Linked DNA regions of Mus musculus: region 1 is linked to region 2. Evidence: chromatin loops called from intact Hi-C (ENCODE). Cell type or tissue: gastrocnemius. All regions are shown on one strand.

Region 1 (8,000 bases), 52 kb after region 2:
CTCTTTAATTTTGCTCCTTTACATGGATGACATCCTCCTGTGCCATAAAGACCTTACCATGCTACAAAAGGCATATCCTTTTCTACTTAAAACTTTAAGTCAGTGGGGTTTACAGATAGCCACAGAAAAGGTCCAAATTTCTGATACAGGACAATTCTTGGGCTCTGTGGTGTCCCCAGATAAGATTGTGCCCCAAAAGGTAGAGATAAGAAGAGATCACCTCCATACCTTAAATGATTTTCAAAAGCTGTTGGGAGATATTAATTGGCTCAGACCTTTTTTAAAGATTCCTTCCGCTGAGTTAAGGCCTTTGTTTGGTATTTTAGAAGGAGATCCTCATATCTCCTCCCCTAGGACTCTTACTCTAGCTGCTAACCAGGCCTTACAAAAAGTGGAAAAAGCCTTACAAAATGCACAATTACAACGTATTGAGGATTCGCAACCTTTCAGTTTGTGTGTCTTTAAGACAGCACAATTGCCAACTGCAGTTTTGTGGCAGAATGGGCCATTGTTGTGGATCCATCCAAACGTATCCCCAGCTAAAATAATAGATTGGTATCCTGATGCAATTGCACAGCTTGCCCTTAAAGGTCTAAAAGCAGCAATCACCCACTTTGGGCAAAGTCCATATCTTTTAATTGTACCTTATACCGCTGCACAGGTTCAAACCTTGGCAGCCACATCTAATGATTGGGCAGTTTTAGTTACCTCCTTTTCAGGAAAAATAGATAACCATTATCCAAAGCATCCAATCTTACAGTTTGCCCAAAATCAATCTGTTGTGTTTCCACAAATAACAGTAAGAAACCCACTTAAAAATGGGATTGTGGTATATACTGATGGATCAAAAACTGGCATAGGTGCCTATGTGGCTAATGGTAAAGTGGTATCCAAACAGTATAATGAAAATTCACCTCAAGTGGTAGAATGTTTAGTGGTCTTAGAAGTTTTAAAAACCTTTTTAGAACCCCTTAATATTGTGTCAGATTCCTGTTATGTGGTTAATGCAGTAAATCTTTTAGAAGTGGCTGGAGTGATTAAGCCTTCCAGTAGAGTTGCCAATATTTTTCAGCAGATACAATTAGTTTTGTTATCTAGAAGATCTCCTGTTTATATTACTCATGTTAGAGCCCATTCAGGCCTACCTGGCCCCATGGCTCTGGGAAATGATTTGGCAGATAAGGCCACTAAAGTGGTGGCTGCTGCCCTATCATCCCCGGTAGAGGCTGCAAGAAATTTTCATAACAATTTTCATGTGACGGCTGAAACATTACGCAGTCGTTTCTCCCTGACAAGAAAAGAAGCCCGTGACATTGTTACTCAATGTCAAAGCTGCTGTGAGTTCTTGCCAGTTCCTCATGTGGGAATTAACCCACGCGGTATTCGACCTCTACAGGTCTGGCAAATGGATGTTACACATGTTTCTTCCTTTGGAAAACTTCAATATCTCCATGTGTCCATTGACACATGTTCTGGCATCATGTTTGCTTCTCCGTTAACCGGAGAAAAAGCCTCACATGTGATTCAACATTGTCTTGAGGCATGGAGTGCTTGGGGGAAACCCAGACTCCTTAAGACTGATAATGGACCAGCTTATACGTCTCAAAAATTCCAACAGTTCTGCCGTCAGATGGACGTAACCCACCTGACTGGACTTCCATACAACCCTCAAGGACAGGGTATTGTTGAGCGTGCGCATCGCACCCTCAAAGCTTATCTTATAAAACAGAAGAGGGGAACTTTTGAGGAGACTGTACCCCGAGCACCAAGAGTGTCTGTGTCTTTGGCACTCTTTACACTCAATTTTTTAAATATTGATGTTCATGGCCATACTGCGGCTGAACGTCATTGTTCAGAGCCAGATAGGCCCAATGAGATGGTTAAATGGAAAAATGTCCTTGATAATAAATGGTATGGCCCGGATCCTATTTTGATAAGATCCAGGGGAGCTATCTGTGTTTTCCCACAGAATGAAGACAACCCATTTTGGGTACCAGAAAGACTCACCCGAAAAATCCAGACTGACCAAGGGAATACTGATGTCCCTCGTCTTGGTGATGTCCAGGGCGTCAATAATAAAAAGAGAGCAGCGTTGGGGGATAATGTCGACATTTCCACTCCCAATGACGGTGATGTATAATGCTCAAGTATTCTCCTGCTTTTTTACCACTAACTAGGAACTGGGTTTAGCCTTGATTCAGACAGCCTTGGCTCTGTCTGGACAGGTCCAGACGACTGACACCATTAACACTTTGTCAGCCTCAGTGACTACAGTCATAGATAAACAGGCCTCAGCTAATGTCAAGATACAGAGAGGTCTCATGCTGGTTAATCAACTCATAGATCTTGTCCAGATACAACTAGATGCATTATGACAAATAACTCAGCAGGGATGTGAACAAAAGTTTCCGGGATTGTGTGTTATTTCCATTCAGTATGTTAAATTTACTAGGGCAGCTAATTTGTCAAAAAGTCTTTTTCAGTATATGTTACAGAATTGGATGGCTGAATTTGAACAGATCCTTCGGGAATTGAGACTTCAGGTCAACTCCACGCGCTTGGACCTGTCCCTGACCAAAGGATTACCCAATTGGATCTCCTCAGCATTTTCTTTCTTTAAAAAATGGGTGGGATTAATATTATTTGGAGATACACTTTGCTGTGGATTAGTGTTGCTTCTTTGATTGGTCTGTAAGCTTAAGGCCTAAACTAGGAGAGACAAGGTGGTTATTGCCCAGGCGCTTGCAGCTCTAGAACATGGTGCTCCCCCTGATATATGGTTATCTATGCTTAGGCAATAGGTCGCTGGCCACTCAGCTCTTATATCCCACGAGGCTAGTCTCATTGCACGGGATAGAGTGAGTGTGCTTCAGCAGCCCGAGAGAGTTGCACGGCTAAGCACTGCAATGGAAAGGCTCTGCGGCATATATGAGCCTATTCTAGGGAGACATGTCATCTTTCATGAAGGTTCAGTGTCCTAGTTCCCTTCCCCCAGGCAAAACGACACGGGAGCAGGTCAGGGTTGCTCTGGGTAAAAGCCTGTGAGCCTAAGAGCTAATCCTGTACATGGCTCCTTTACCTACACACTGGGGATTTGACCTCTATCTCCACTCTCATTAATATGGGTGGCCTATTTGCTCTTATTAAAAGGAAAGGGGGAGATGTTGGGAGCCGCGCCCACATTCGCCGTTACAAGATGGCGCTGACAGCTGTGTTCTAAGTGGTAAACAAATAATCTGCGCATGTGCCGAGGGTGGTTCTTCACTCCATGTGCTCTGCCTTCCCCGTGACGTCAACTCGGCCGATGGGCTGCAGCCAATCAGGGAGTGACACGTCCTAGGCGAAGGAGAATTCTCTTTAATAGGGACGGGGTTTCGTTTTCTCGCTCTCTCTTGCTTCTTGCTCTCTTGCTTCTTGCACTCTGGCTCCTGAAGATGTAAGGAATAAAGCTTTGCCGCAGAAGATTCTGGTCTGTGGTGTCTTTCCTGGCCGGTCGTGAGAACGCGTCTAATAACAGTTCGCCATTGTAGCTGAGGACCAGCTTTCAATATTGCTCTTGCCAAATCTTTAAATGCAGATGCTTCACATAGGGTGAAAACATATCATATGAAATGATTACTTCCTTAAATCTCCTCAATTCTAATATATATAAGAGTCCATTTAACTTTTTCATAACCTTGAGGGTGCCTATAAGATGCTGGTAGTTCTTGTATAGTAACTGGATAAACTAAGCTCGGTTTTCTAACAACCTCGGCCCATCCCTCTTCAGTTTCATCATGCAGTGGCACGATATGTTCTTATCTAAATTTCTGTCTGTGTCTAAATATTTTCTTATTTTCATCTGTAAGTCTCTCTAAGACTTGTATCTTATCAATCCACTTATCATATTTGGCCCAAAAATCGACTATAGCTAGTAAGGATAAAATATGAATTGCCAGACTAATAGTAATTATTATGGGTACTATGTCAACCTCAATTAAGCCATTTATCTTCTCATTTTCTGCTTCTATTTTCAAGCCATCTAAAGTAGCTACACAGGGTCCTAACCTATATTATGATATTTCTCATCCTTAATATGGGAAAGTTTTTTTAAATATTGTTTAACTCTCTCCTTGAGGTCTTTCCAGGTGCCTTACAAAATCTGATGACTTTTGAGTTTGTCTGCAGCTGGCATGAGTTCTGTGTCTGTGTGGTTGTGCCCAACATTGTTTTGGGTTTTTTGTTTGTTTGTTTTTAGCAAAAATCGCAATTGTTCTATTTTACCAATGAAGTTCTGGGAGCCAGGTGCTGGGGTGAAAGGCTGCTAGCTCAGAGAGGCAAAGTACCCAGCTGACCTTCCTCTTCAGCCAACGATCAAGAAGGAATGCCCTCTCTCATGCCATCTCAAAAACCTACCTTCAAACTGAATGTCCCTCCCTTCTACTTCCTGTACATCTCTCCATCTGACCTCCTGACTCCTTACTCTCTATGATTTTTTTCTTAATGTTCACTTTCTGTCAACTGGTTGCTTGCTCTGCCTCTTGACCTATGGTTGACTTTATTTAATCCTGTTTACAATATTCAAGCAGAAAGCTCTTCAATTAAAGGTGTGTGCTAAGGCTGAGCCACATTACAACTCAAAACAGGTTTTTCCAATAAATAACACAATCTCACAGATCATAGTATGATCAAATATCCTACAACAGTGGGACCTTACATACCCTCACCACATGACTGCCATGTATAAGGTAAGAAGAGACAGGTGACTCAACTATGACATGGGAAAAGGCCTAACAAGGAGTATCTAGTGTGAAAACTGTAGCTTGTCATCTCCTTAGGGGCTAGAATAGTTTTAAGGCAGAAAAGGAGAGGGGTGGGAACTGATTTTTTTTTCTCATTTTTTGGTCTGAGGTCAGCCACTGCTAGGGGCTAGGGAGGTAGGGTGTGGGGTGGATTAAGGAATGTCAGATGACTAATAATTATCTGTGTGGTGGCGATTACTGGGATTGATGGGACAGAGAGGCAAGAATCTAGAAAAACAACTCGGAACTAAGTTACTTTTATTTTAGGGGACTCTCATCATTTAACCAAAATGGAGGAGCATTCCAAAACAGCATGGCTGTTAGATTTCTGAGGCATCTTAAAGACATAGAATGTGGAAAGAGACCATAGTGTGACCTCAACAGATGAGATTGTGTTTATTAGCGAGCAGTACAAGGAGCAGCCTCTCTTATGGGAAGGAAATGGAGGGATTTGTAAAGGGACAAGGCTGCCTGGAACCCTTTTTGGGGTATGGGGTGAGGGGTTGGGAATGAGGAAATTGTTGCAGCCACGGGGGGGGGGTGCTGGGGGGGTCTGCAGTCTTTCCCTCACGAGATTATTTGCCTAAGGTGAAGGCAAATTATCTTGTGAGATGGGCTGTCTCAATGGACATTCCTTTCTGGGCTGATTATAACAATTGAGGAGGTCAGCTGCTTATAGGAATCCTATTTTTACAACCACAGCACTCTGTCATTCCAAAGTCTAAAAGCATAGAAAAGGGTGGGGAACAGAGCCATCAAAGAAGAGGGGGACAGGAGCATCGACTCTTTCTCAACTGCTTCAAGCTGAAGGGGTCCTTCTCAGAGAGGGGTTAGTTCTGGGTCTGTAGAACACGAGTTCCTCGGGTCATTTAGCGGAGGAGTTTTAACTTGATCACTGTTGGAGGAGGTCTTGTACTCTGTGTGTTCAGATGCTGATTTCTGTGACCCAAGATCTAGTTACAGTCCAGATGTGGGCATTGTCATGAATATCGAAGAATCTCCCGTATCAATGTTGCATAAAGAAATGATCCCTGATTATCTCAGATTGGCTAATAAAAGTCATTGGCTCTGAACAGCCAATGACTGGGCAGAGATAGAAAGGTTGGACTTCTGGACCCAACCAGGAGTCTGAGGGAGAAGAACCAGGTGAGGGTTCAGGAGAAGAAGGGGCATGTGGCAGATGGAGGGAAGAGAAGACAGGTATGAGAGCCTGTGGAAAACATGGAGGATTCACCTGGAGGACACACATGGAATAGAACAAGCCAGATTAAGACTCGAATGGCAAGTATTGGGGCATTTATCTGGCATTAACAGTCGAGCAGGGTTAGAATACATCAGAGCTTGCCCAACAGAATGCCAGCAGCTTGTTAATAAAAATTACCAGGTCTCTGTGTCTTTTCAGGAGCTATACAGGCTAAAGTAGACGTAGAGATGTCTGTAGATATCTGTGACATGAGACCCTACACCCTGTGAGTAGGGATTTTATAAGAAAACTTTATTTATTATTTTTATTATCTAAATGGCTCATACTCATAGAAACTGTCATTTCTAGTAACCAGAAGGCTTTCCTCCCCTTTAAAGGTAAAAGTGAAGAAAGATCTATTGTCTCTTTTTAAAATAACAGTCAACAAGTTCAAGTTCAGCTATAGGCTAGTGGGAAGGTGGTGGCGCACACCTTTAATCTCAGCACTCAGGAGGCAGAGGCAGGCAGATTTCTGAGTTCCACGCCAGCCTGGTCTACAGAGGGAGTTCCAGGGCAGCCAGGGCTACGCAGAGAAACCCTGTCTCAGAAAAGTACTTTATTTTTTATTCATGTATATGGGGGTGGGGTATTGTGGAACTGCAATGGCCCAGGATTATGGAGGCAGGGTTGAGGGAGCTTTAACACTAATTACCTCAAACATGAGGATGGCAGGAGTTGGCTACCTCCTCCTTCTCAACCTGGAACCATAAAGCTGCTCCCGCACCATCAACCTTAGTGAGAGTTTATTACCCTGACACTTCAAGCTTCACTTCTCGTTTGACCTTATAAAGTTCCCCCCACCCCCACCCTACAGCCCCCAAGTCTGTAGATGAAGCATCTTCCAACACCCCTGCCCTGGCCAATGGTACAGGACCACACAAACCTTGCCCCAGAGACTGTGGCCACCTCCCCAGGGGCATAAATACCCATTTTCCCCAATAAATGATCCAGTGTGTTCACTGTCTATGCACACTTCATTGACAGAGATCCTGCACTGCACCTAACAGCACCCAGTTAAGGTTCCCTCCCTCCAGTCCAGCTCAGTGTGCAACAGGAAGAGACGCGGCACAGCAGGGTGTGTGCAGGGACTTCTGGAGGCCAGAAGAGTTGGACTTACAGGTGCTTGTGAGCTGCCTGACTCGGGTGCTACCAACTGAACTTGAGTCCTCTGGAAGAGCAGCAAGTGCTCTTATTCACTTAGCCGTCTCTCTAGCTGCGCGCTACGTTTTGAAATCCATTAATATTTCCATTTGGTTGCCTCCTGAGAGGTCTAAGATGAAATAAAGCCCTTCCTTCCCCCAGGTTCTTTGGGTCATGGTGTTTATCACAGCAACAGAAAGCAACCTAGCAGAGCTTCTTAGCTAATTCCTGAATCTAAATTTATGACCCTCTGCGAATCTTACTCTTTCCGGTGCTAATGGATCTAAGGATGTGGGAAACTATAGGGAAGTAAAGGTGTGGCTGGACAAGAGATTCGCAAGGACCCTTTGATTTTATAAACAGCAGCACTGAAATTAAATCCGAGGACATCCATTCTGTTCTCCTGGCCGTTCAGGACTGCTGTTGTGTGGAGGAAGGAGGTGTTTTGTTTTGTTTTGTTTTAGGTATTTTCTTCATTTACATTTCAAATGCTATCCCAAAAGTCTCCCATACCCCCCCCACTCCCCTACCCACCCACTCCCACTTCTTGGCCCTGGCATTCCCCTGTACTGAGGCATATAAAGTTTGCAAGACCAAGGGGCCTCTCTTCCCAATGATGGCCAACTAGGCCATCTTCTGCTACATATGCAGCTAGAGACACGAGCTCCAGGGGTATTGATTATTTCATATTGATGTTCCACCTATAGGTTTGCAGACCCCTTCAGCTCCTTGGGTACTTTCTCTAGCTCCTCCATTGGGGGCCCTGTGTTCCATCCAATAACAGACTGTGAGCATCCACTTCTGTGTTTGCCAGGCCCCGGCTTTTTGTTTTGTTT
Region 2 (8,000 bases):
TTTCCACCATTATGACAAAATACCATGAACAGAGCAACTCGTAGGAGAGTTTATTGTCGGCTTAGAGTTCAAAGGTGAGACCGTTATCACCGTGTCAAGGAGCATGGGGTGGGCAGGCAGGCAGGCATGGCTCTGGAGCAGTAGCTTAGAGCTTACGTCCTTATTCACAAGTAGGAAGCAGAAAGAGCTGACTGGGAACCGTTTAGGCTTTTAAAAACTCAAAATCCATCCTGAGTGACACACTCCTCCAACAGGGCCACACCTCCTAATCCTTCCCAAACTGTTCAAGCAACTAGAGACCAAACATCCAAATGGATGAGCCCATGGGAGCATTCCTAGTCAAACCACCACAGATAGTTACACAGTGAACTCCCCCCAAACAGGCAGCAGGCCCCGAGCAGTAGGGCACCCGGCACTTGGTAGATCTAACTGCTGAAGACTCACGCGTAGTCATGTTCTCAGGGCAAAGGAAGGCGAAACAGTGACTCCTGGTCATAAACAGTTGAATTTCATCAGGAACGCATTTGAGAACTGACACGATCGATCGTGGTTTCCTTTGACTGAACGACAAGGCTCCATCTCCAGGAAGGCGCTGTCTTGCTGGCTACTTCCCGCTGTTTGGCACTCTTCAGTGATCTTCTGTTTAATCGCACAGATATTACCCCTGTTTGGGAGGCTCAAAGAGCTTTGTATGGTATTCAGGGTCTCATGCAGCCAATCAGAAGAATGTGGATCTTCTCAGGTCTCTCTGCCTTCAAAGACTTCTATACTAGGTTTTTGGCCTTGGGGAAGAGTAACTGAGTAAAGAGACCTGAATCAGCTTCCCGTACGGAGCCGCCAGAGAGGTCGGGAGCCGCAAGCTGAGGAGGCTCTCAGTGGAGACTTAAAAACTTTCTTTTCTTTTTTAAAAAAATTATTATTTATTTAATGTTTTTTAAGAAGTCTCTCTCTCTTTTTTTTTCAATTTTACTTTATTTATATGAGTACACTGTAGCTGTCTTAAGACACACCAGAAGAGGGCATCGGATCCCATTACTGATGGGTGAACCATCATGTGGTTGCTGGGAATTGAACTCAGGTCTTCTGGAAGAACAGTCAGTGCTCTTAACCACTGAGCCATCTCTCCACCTGGAGATCTTTTATTAATTAGGAAAGCTTTAGGCCTTAGCTTAAATTAGCCCATTTATATTAATCTATGTCTGCCTTGTGGCTCGTTACCTCTCCTCAGCTTCACACTCCAGACTTCCTCTGTGTCTAGTGAAATTCCAGCCTCAGACTCTCTCCCAGAGTTGCTATCTCTCTGCCCAGAAGTCCCGCCTTTCCTCTCCTGGGGAAATCCCAGCTGGTCTCTCCTGCTCTGCTGTAGGCCCTTCAGCTCCTTATTAAACCAATCAGAAGTTGTTGGAGGGAGAGTTATAAAACCCTGAGATAGGTGATGCCTAACAATTCCAAAGTCAGGCCTGCCCTCAACTTCCTGCTGGGCACAGATGTCAACATTTACACAGTGCACAAAAAGATCACCCCAACATTGTCATTCTGACAATGATGGTTGGACTTGCCCCTAGGAACCTGAAACCCCTAATCAGCAAGAAGTAGTCTATAGAGGTCTATACCGCCTTTCCCTTCTGACCTTCTTTCTCTCCTTCCTAGTGTTGGGGGTTAGAAAGGAGGTAGAGGTACAAGAACCCAATATAATAGCTTTAAAAAAAAAAAAAAAAAAGGCAACACAAAGTGATCGAGTCTGCCTGCGGCCCAGAAGCGAGAGAAGACAGGTGTCTATGTAAAAATAGCTGGCCTCAGCACCTGCAGCCAGGTTTTCCGTTGCTCACATGGTGCTCGTTCCCAGTGGCCACCTCTTCCTTCTGCTTTCACTCCACAGGAGGGGTTGGATGGCCTTCGGCCCGAGGAGGCTGCTTTTCTTCTGCCCACACTTAGGCCGTCTATTTCCCTTTAATTCTACTTCATCCACAGATTGCCCTGGTTTTTTTTCAGTTTCGACCTCTCTCCTGACCTCAACTTCTCATTTCCTTTGTTTAGTTCCCTCCAAGGAAAACCACCTTCCACCCATGCACACTGACCGAGTGACCATCCCCATGCCAGCACATAGCACACAGATGCCCCGAACGCGCGCACAGAATACACAGCAGGAGACTCTCATCAGTCAGGCACATAGAAGATACCTCTGGCCTTGGGCAGAGTGGAGACCTGCTCTTCTATGTTTCGCTCTGCTTTGCTTGGGAAGATTGGAACAGTCTGTGACTGTCGCCTTCCTTAAGGACCTGTCAATCACTTAGCTAAAAGACCACCACTCAGGAAGGCCATTCACAGAGGCCAAGCCATGATGGAGGAATAATTATCCCCATAATGAGATGGTGTGCTTTCCTCCTGGAGGCCCCCACCCCCACCCCGCCCCCTCAGTATAGGTTACAGAGCCTCTGCCAAGGCTTGGTTAAGTCTGCACACTTTTTAAAATAACTAAGAAAAGTGTAACTTTTCTTTTACTCTTTCTATCTCCTCCCACCACCTCAAAACAAACAAACAAACAAAACCCCTTAGCTTGCTTTGCCTGATGCTCTGGGGTCTCTCCCCCTCTTTTTCTCTGACACTCTTCTTTCTTCATGCATATCTGCTTGTGTTATGCCCTGAGTCCGCAGGAAACCCAGATGAGCCCAAGAATTTCGAAGTCCACTGCAACTTGCAAAAGAGTCTTTTTATTGGAAATGAGTTTGGCAAGCCCCCCACCCCATGACGTAGGTGCTAGCATGCATGCCACCCCGAGTCCGAGTCCTGAAAGCACTGAGCTTATATACAGTGCAGTTAGGGATTCTTTGAAAGCTTAGGGTGAAGGGGAGTAGAGGTTGGGTTACCATTTGGTGGGACCGAACTGAAGCTGGGAGGGGATTAAAAAGTGTCTTTTGTGGGGTTATTAGGAACTAATTTTTATGGCCGGCCATAACTGTCTGTGACCTCTGATTACCTTTTTTCTGTGATTCAAACATGGGCCCTTAATCTTCTTTGAGTTAGTTAGTTCTTTAAGGTCCCAAGGACAGGCACCTGTAGAGTTCCTTTTATCAGAGGGAGAGCTAGTTTTTGGTCAGCAGAGGCAGGGAGGCTGTCTCAAGCTAGCATCTAGCTCCTCGGGGTGTTTTCATTAAGGAGGTTTTATGGGCAGTGCCATTCTAATGCCAGGCTGGGTTCCCTTGGAGTGGACAGGGACAGGGAGGGAGCCCTGAGCTTGCTGCAGTGGGGATGCAGCGCAGAAAGCAGCTTGTGTACTGTGCTTGCCTTGGACAGGAGGGAAGATGAGAGCTTCTGCAGGGAGTGGGGGGTGGGGTGGGGTGGGGGAACACAGAGGCAAACCGTCTGCACACAATACTGAAGTCTCTTTGGTGAGGCTTCCAAGAAACAGGATAGATAACTGCAGAGATTCGGAGGCTACAACACTTGTCGCCCTCCACTGCACAAGACTTTACCTCTTCTCCATCTTCCTGTTTGCAGCAGCTGCTGAGATTTATTGCTTGCCTGATCGTCTACAAGCTTCCTTTTAAGTCTTCGTCTACATTTTTTAAATTAATTAACTTATTCCTAGGCAGTGTCTCACTATTTAGCCCAGCTGCTCTCAAACTCAGAGGTCCGCCTGCTTCTGCCTCTGCCTCTGCAAGGCTGGGATTAAAGGTGTGCACCACCGTGTCCAGCTCCAAATTCTTTTATAGAGATTAATAACCCCTAAAAAGTAATCATGGTTTCACCGATGATAGAACACACATTCACCACACAAACATACTTTAAAAGTACAACACATGCCACACGCAGCCTTTGTTGCACAGCACATGTATCACACACACACACACACACACACGTATGCCCCACCTCTCCTCTTGCCCGTTGGTTTTTATGCTCATCTGCTTAAGGGATAAGGAGCTGCAGAGTTAAAATCCTGCTTCCCTTCTGCCCACTTCCAACAGCTCAGACCAACCCAGAGTGCTCTTAATCTACATACACTTTCAGAGCAGAAGAGGTTGCCACAGCGACCTCCCTGTCCACAGGGAGCCTGTACCTTTTCCCCAGAGTGTCCAGATGGCCTGCCTGAGGGGACAGGCCACGGAGAGTATGAGAACAGAGCCCCTCTGGGATTCTCAGTTCCAAATTTGACCTCAGAGGCAGGGATCCCAGGCCACCAGAGGGCTATTTTTGGGATACTTGCCCTGGCCCCACCTCCTCTAGCAGGGCAGGGTTGGTCAGAGTACTTGGTATTTCTGGGGATCCTGTGCCTCTTCTCCTCAGGCTCACTCCTGAGACAACACTGTTTAGCTGTGGAACTAGTGACCTATGGAGTGTGACCTCAAACCTTCTCCAGAGGAGGACAGGAAACAAGAGCCGTCTTTCTCTAGGTCAGGGGCTCTTGTAGCTTTGCCACTGAGAAACCCCTAAAATCATGTGCAGGTCAAATAGAGATTGGGATGGGTGATGGCTTTTGCAGTAGGTAAGGCAGTGGCCTTTCTCCTGTGGGGAGCTTACTCTATGGGGGCCAACATCTTCCTGACAAGTGTCCAGGTTATATAACCAGAGTAACCCTGAGGTTGCAGGGAGCTGCCCCCAATATGTACCAGCAACTGGGATCCTAAATTACCCCCATGTGACTCTCTGGTCTCCTGACATGGCCCACAACAGTTCTAAAAGCTTTCCTGGCTTCCCCGCTTGCTGTCTTAGGGAGCCTTGCTGGACTCTCAAGGCAATGGAGTAGTAATTAAGGCTTTTTGCTGGGGTGTCAAAAATCTCTGCCACTTAGGAGGCCCAGTCCTCTGAGGAGGATCAAGCTGTGGTCTGCCAGCTCAGCACCTGTGGATCCGAGAGAGAGAGAGAGAGAGAGAGAGAGAGAGAGAGAGAGAGAGAGAGAAGGGGGCCCCACCTGCAAAGATACCAGAGTGAGTCTTTGAAAGGCAGTTTGGAAAGGATCTGAGGCACTAAGGAGTAATGCACAAGTGAGTATTTGCTGACCATACAGGGAACCCTGGGTTGGTCTCTAACAGCACAAGCACGCGCACACTTCAAGCTGAAACCTGCCCTGTGACCACGGCAAGTGGTTCAGCTAGGGGACCTAGCTTCCCTGTGGACATGATCAGTGAACTTCTGAGAATCCTGCAAACTGGTTCATCTGCAGTTAGCCAGAGACTTTCCTGTGTGGCTTCCCAGGATGGGGCTTTCCTCTAATGTTCCTTCGGTAGCACAAGAGATGCTTTATTTGGGGCACCTCTGGCACATCTCAACAAACATACTAAAACATGCTTGCAACCCCACTATATACATGTGTGTGTGTGTGTGTGTGTATACATATACATATATATGCTATAAACTTTTTAAAAGAATGTTGAGACAGTGGTTTAAGAAACTGCTAAGCTTTCTTTCTTTCTTTCTTTCTTTCTTTCTTTCGTTCTTTCTTTGTTTTTTTGTCAAATACAGTCTAACAGGAGTCAAACTGAAAAAGGAAACTTCAGCTGAGAAAATGTCCCCATCAGATTGTCTAGTAGGCAAAAGATAATTGAGTATTTTCTTGGAAAAAAAAAAACCCTCAATTAGTTGAAGACAAGGACCTTCAGCATTAGACTCACAGATTCCCAATTAAAGCATTAGAACCAGTTGCCAACACTCTTGTTCTTGCAGAGGACCTGAGTTCAATTCCCAGCACCAACATGGTGGCTCTGATAGAACCTAGTGGGGAAACCCCCACTCAACTCCCGATTCGGTGTGCACCCAAGAATCACGAACAGACTACCATCTTGATGTAATTACATGAGGACGTTTAATTACGGAGCTCCAGACCGACATGTATCCCACACAGGAGATAACGGATGTTGGCCACGAGGCTTGAAAGCTAGGGGTTTTTATGGGGTAAGGGGCTTAGGGATGTGGAATTCAGCACAGCGACACACTATTGGCTTATTCAAACATTAACAGAAAGAACATAGGGCATCAGGACTTTCTTCCTGTGGACTGGGGGGCTTATCTTTGTTCACATAGCAACCAGTTGATGTATGACTTTACCCGGCACCAAGGGGCAATAGACAGAGGGGAGATTCTTAGATAATATAGCCCTGCTGGTCCTTGTATCTTTACAGTCAAGATGTTCTTAGGAATGCCTTAACAACAGCCCTGCCCTGGCATGCCTGGGGGCTGTTCTGCTTTGTTCTTGGTCCCAGGCCGGGCTGTGGGCTCCTAAACTCACAAGTTACAATATTTTATCTTCCTTCAGCACAATCATCTGATCCCAGAGATCTGATGCCCTCTTCTGACGTCTGTGGTACAAGGTATACACATGGTGCATATACATACATCCAGGCAAAATATTCATATATTCAAAATAAAATAAAATAAAATAAAATAAAAAGATAAACAAACAAACAAACTGTTTATCAATAAATACTAATGAAGTTTTAATCAGCTCAGATTTTCTCAGTGGCCCTAGTGTATAGTTCAAATTCTTAGGTAATGAGGAAGGCCACGAAGAGTTTCTAAGTGTGATGCTATTTCCTAAATGCTAAGTGAATTAGTTTACAAGCCAGGTAGAAAATCATTAGTAACTGAGTATCAGGGCGTGGGAGAGATGTTTCCAGCACAGAAAAGCCCAAGCATGCTGGTATAGTACTAAGGCCTTTCTCCCTAACTCGTGAAGTGTTTTTTCCTCTTAAGAGTTGACTGGATAACCAAATTCCAACTGAAGGAGTTCCTAACAGGGACTGTAGCTCAAGAGCCCTAGCCATCAAGCACGAAGAAGGAATCTTAGAAGAGGGGCTGCTCTCCTAGAGGACCATCTGCCTCCAGCTTGAGACCTTGTTCCTCAAGAGTCCTAATTTTAGATCAAGCAAGGGCTTAATCTCTTCTTATATTTGTATCTGTAGCCCCTTTGTTCTGCTGCAGCCTTTAGCCTACTCACTGTGTTTACCTTACCTCTCCTTTTATCTTCTTTACTGGTGGGCCCCCTGGCCAGCAGAACTTTGTAGAGCTTACCCAGCAGGGTGGAACCATGGCCTCAGCAAGGTCCTGGGCTCTGCTGGGTCCTTCCTGCCCCTCAGGCTTTTGTAGGGTGGGGGAGTCCTTGATCTTGAATCCAAGCTGTGAGGGTCTGTGGGTGGCCCAGCTTCAAAGTGAGCCAACCCAGGAGGCTTCCTGGAAGCTGGACGGACTCCTCCGCAGAGCCTGTCTCTGAGGGTCATGTGAGGAGGAGCTGGGGTCCAGACCATCAACAAGGGAAGCATAAACTGTGCATGGCACATTGAGTGGTGTGATCTGTGAACAAACAGACAAACCAAATATTTGATGTTGGGGAATGGAGCATAAAAAAAATGTATTAAATGATTCCATTTAGGTAAAAGCACTCACATGCTGCTTTGAGTACATTTATGTGTAAATAAGGGGGCAGAAAGGTTTTTTTAAGGTCGAAGCCTGAACATCAAACCAACAGAGCAAATTAAAAATCAAAATGGAGTCAGGATAAAAGTCAAACCTAAGCTAAGTTATTATCCTACTCTTGGAGAAGTTAATATGAGAGTTCTCACAAAAATCTTTTTCACTTGGAATGAAAATGAAATGCCAGCCTTTAATTCCAGCCTTCAGGAGGTAGAGGTAGGTAATCTTAGGAATTTGAGTCTGGTCTACAGAGTGAGTTTCAGGACCACCAGTGTTAGCATTCCTTCTAGGCTCCGCCCCACGGTTACCTAGCAACAGTCAGGAAGCTTAACTCACTATAAAAGGGGCTCCTTGCCTCCTTTTCTCTCTCTTTCTTGCTCTCTTACCCTCTCTGTCTTTTCTCTCCCCAAACTCCCTTCCTCCTTCCCTTCCTCTCTCTCTCCCTCCCTCCCTCCCTCCCTCCCTCCCTCCCTCCCTCCCTCCCTCCCTCTTTCTCCCTCACCCTGCCTTTTTCTGTCTCTACTCCCTCCTCAACTCCCCTCCCCATGCCCTAAATAAACTCTTCCATATTATATCCGTGGCTGGTACCTGGGGCT

Evidence for each region. A loop is a pair of places that touch in the nucleus more often than their neighbours do. Peaks named below come from ENCODE experiments on the same cell type or tissue, not always from the same donor. Only the 100,000 strongest peaks of a DNase experiment are listed, where the experiment ranks them.
Region 1: a loop joins it to region 2, with 2.6 times the contacts of the local background. A loop is called at or near these places in 2 of 42 quality-filtered maps.

The regions. Positions count from the first base shown.
Region 1 is chr16:32,582,872-32,590,871 of GRCm38, forward strand. No RefSeq gene overlaps it. Among named protein-coding and RNA genes, the nearest start is that of Tfrc, 22 kb to the right of the region's middle. In gastrocnemius, no CTCF peak of the experiment used is centred here; no DNase peak of the experiment used is centred here.
Region 2 is chr16:32,531,345-32,539,344 of GRCm38, forward strand. No RefSeq gene overlaps it. Among named protein-coding and RNA genes, the nearest start is that of Zdhhc19, 39 kb to the left of the region's middle. In gastrocnemius, a CTCF peak has its summit at 4,166 (motif pointing right); no DNase peak of the experiment used is centred here; H3K4me3 peaks cover 771 bases; H3K27ac peaks cover 1,610 bases.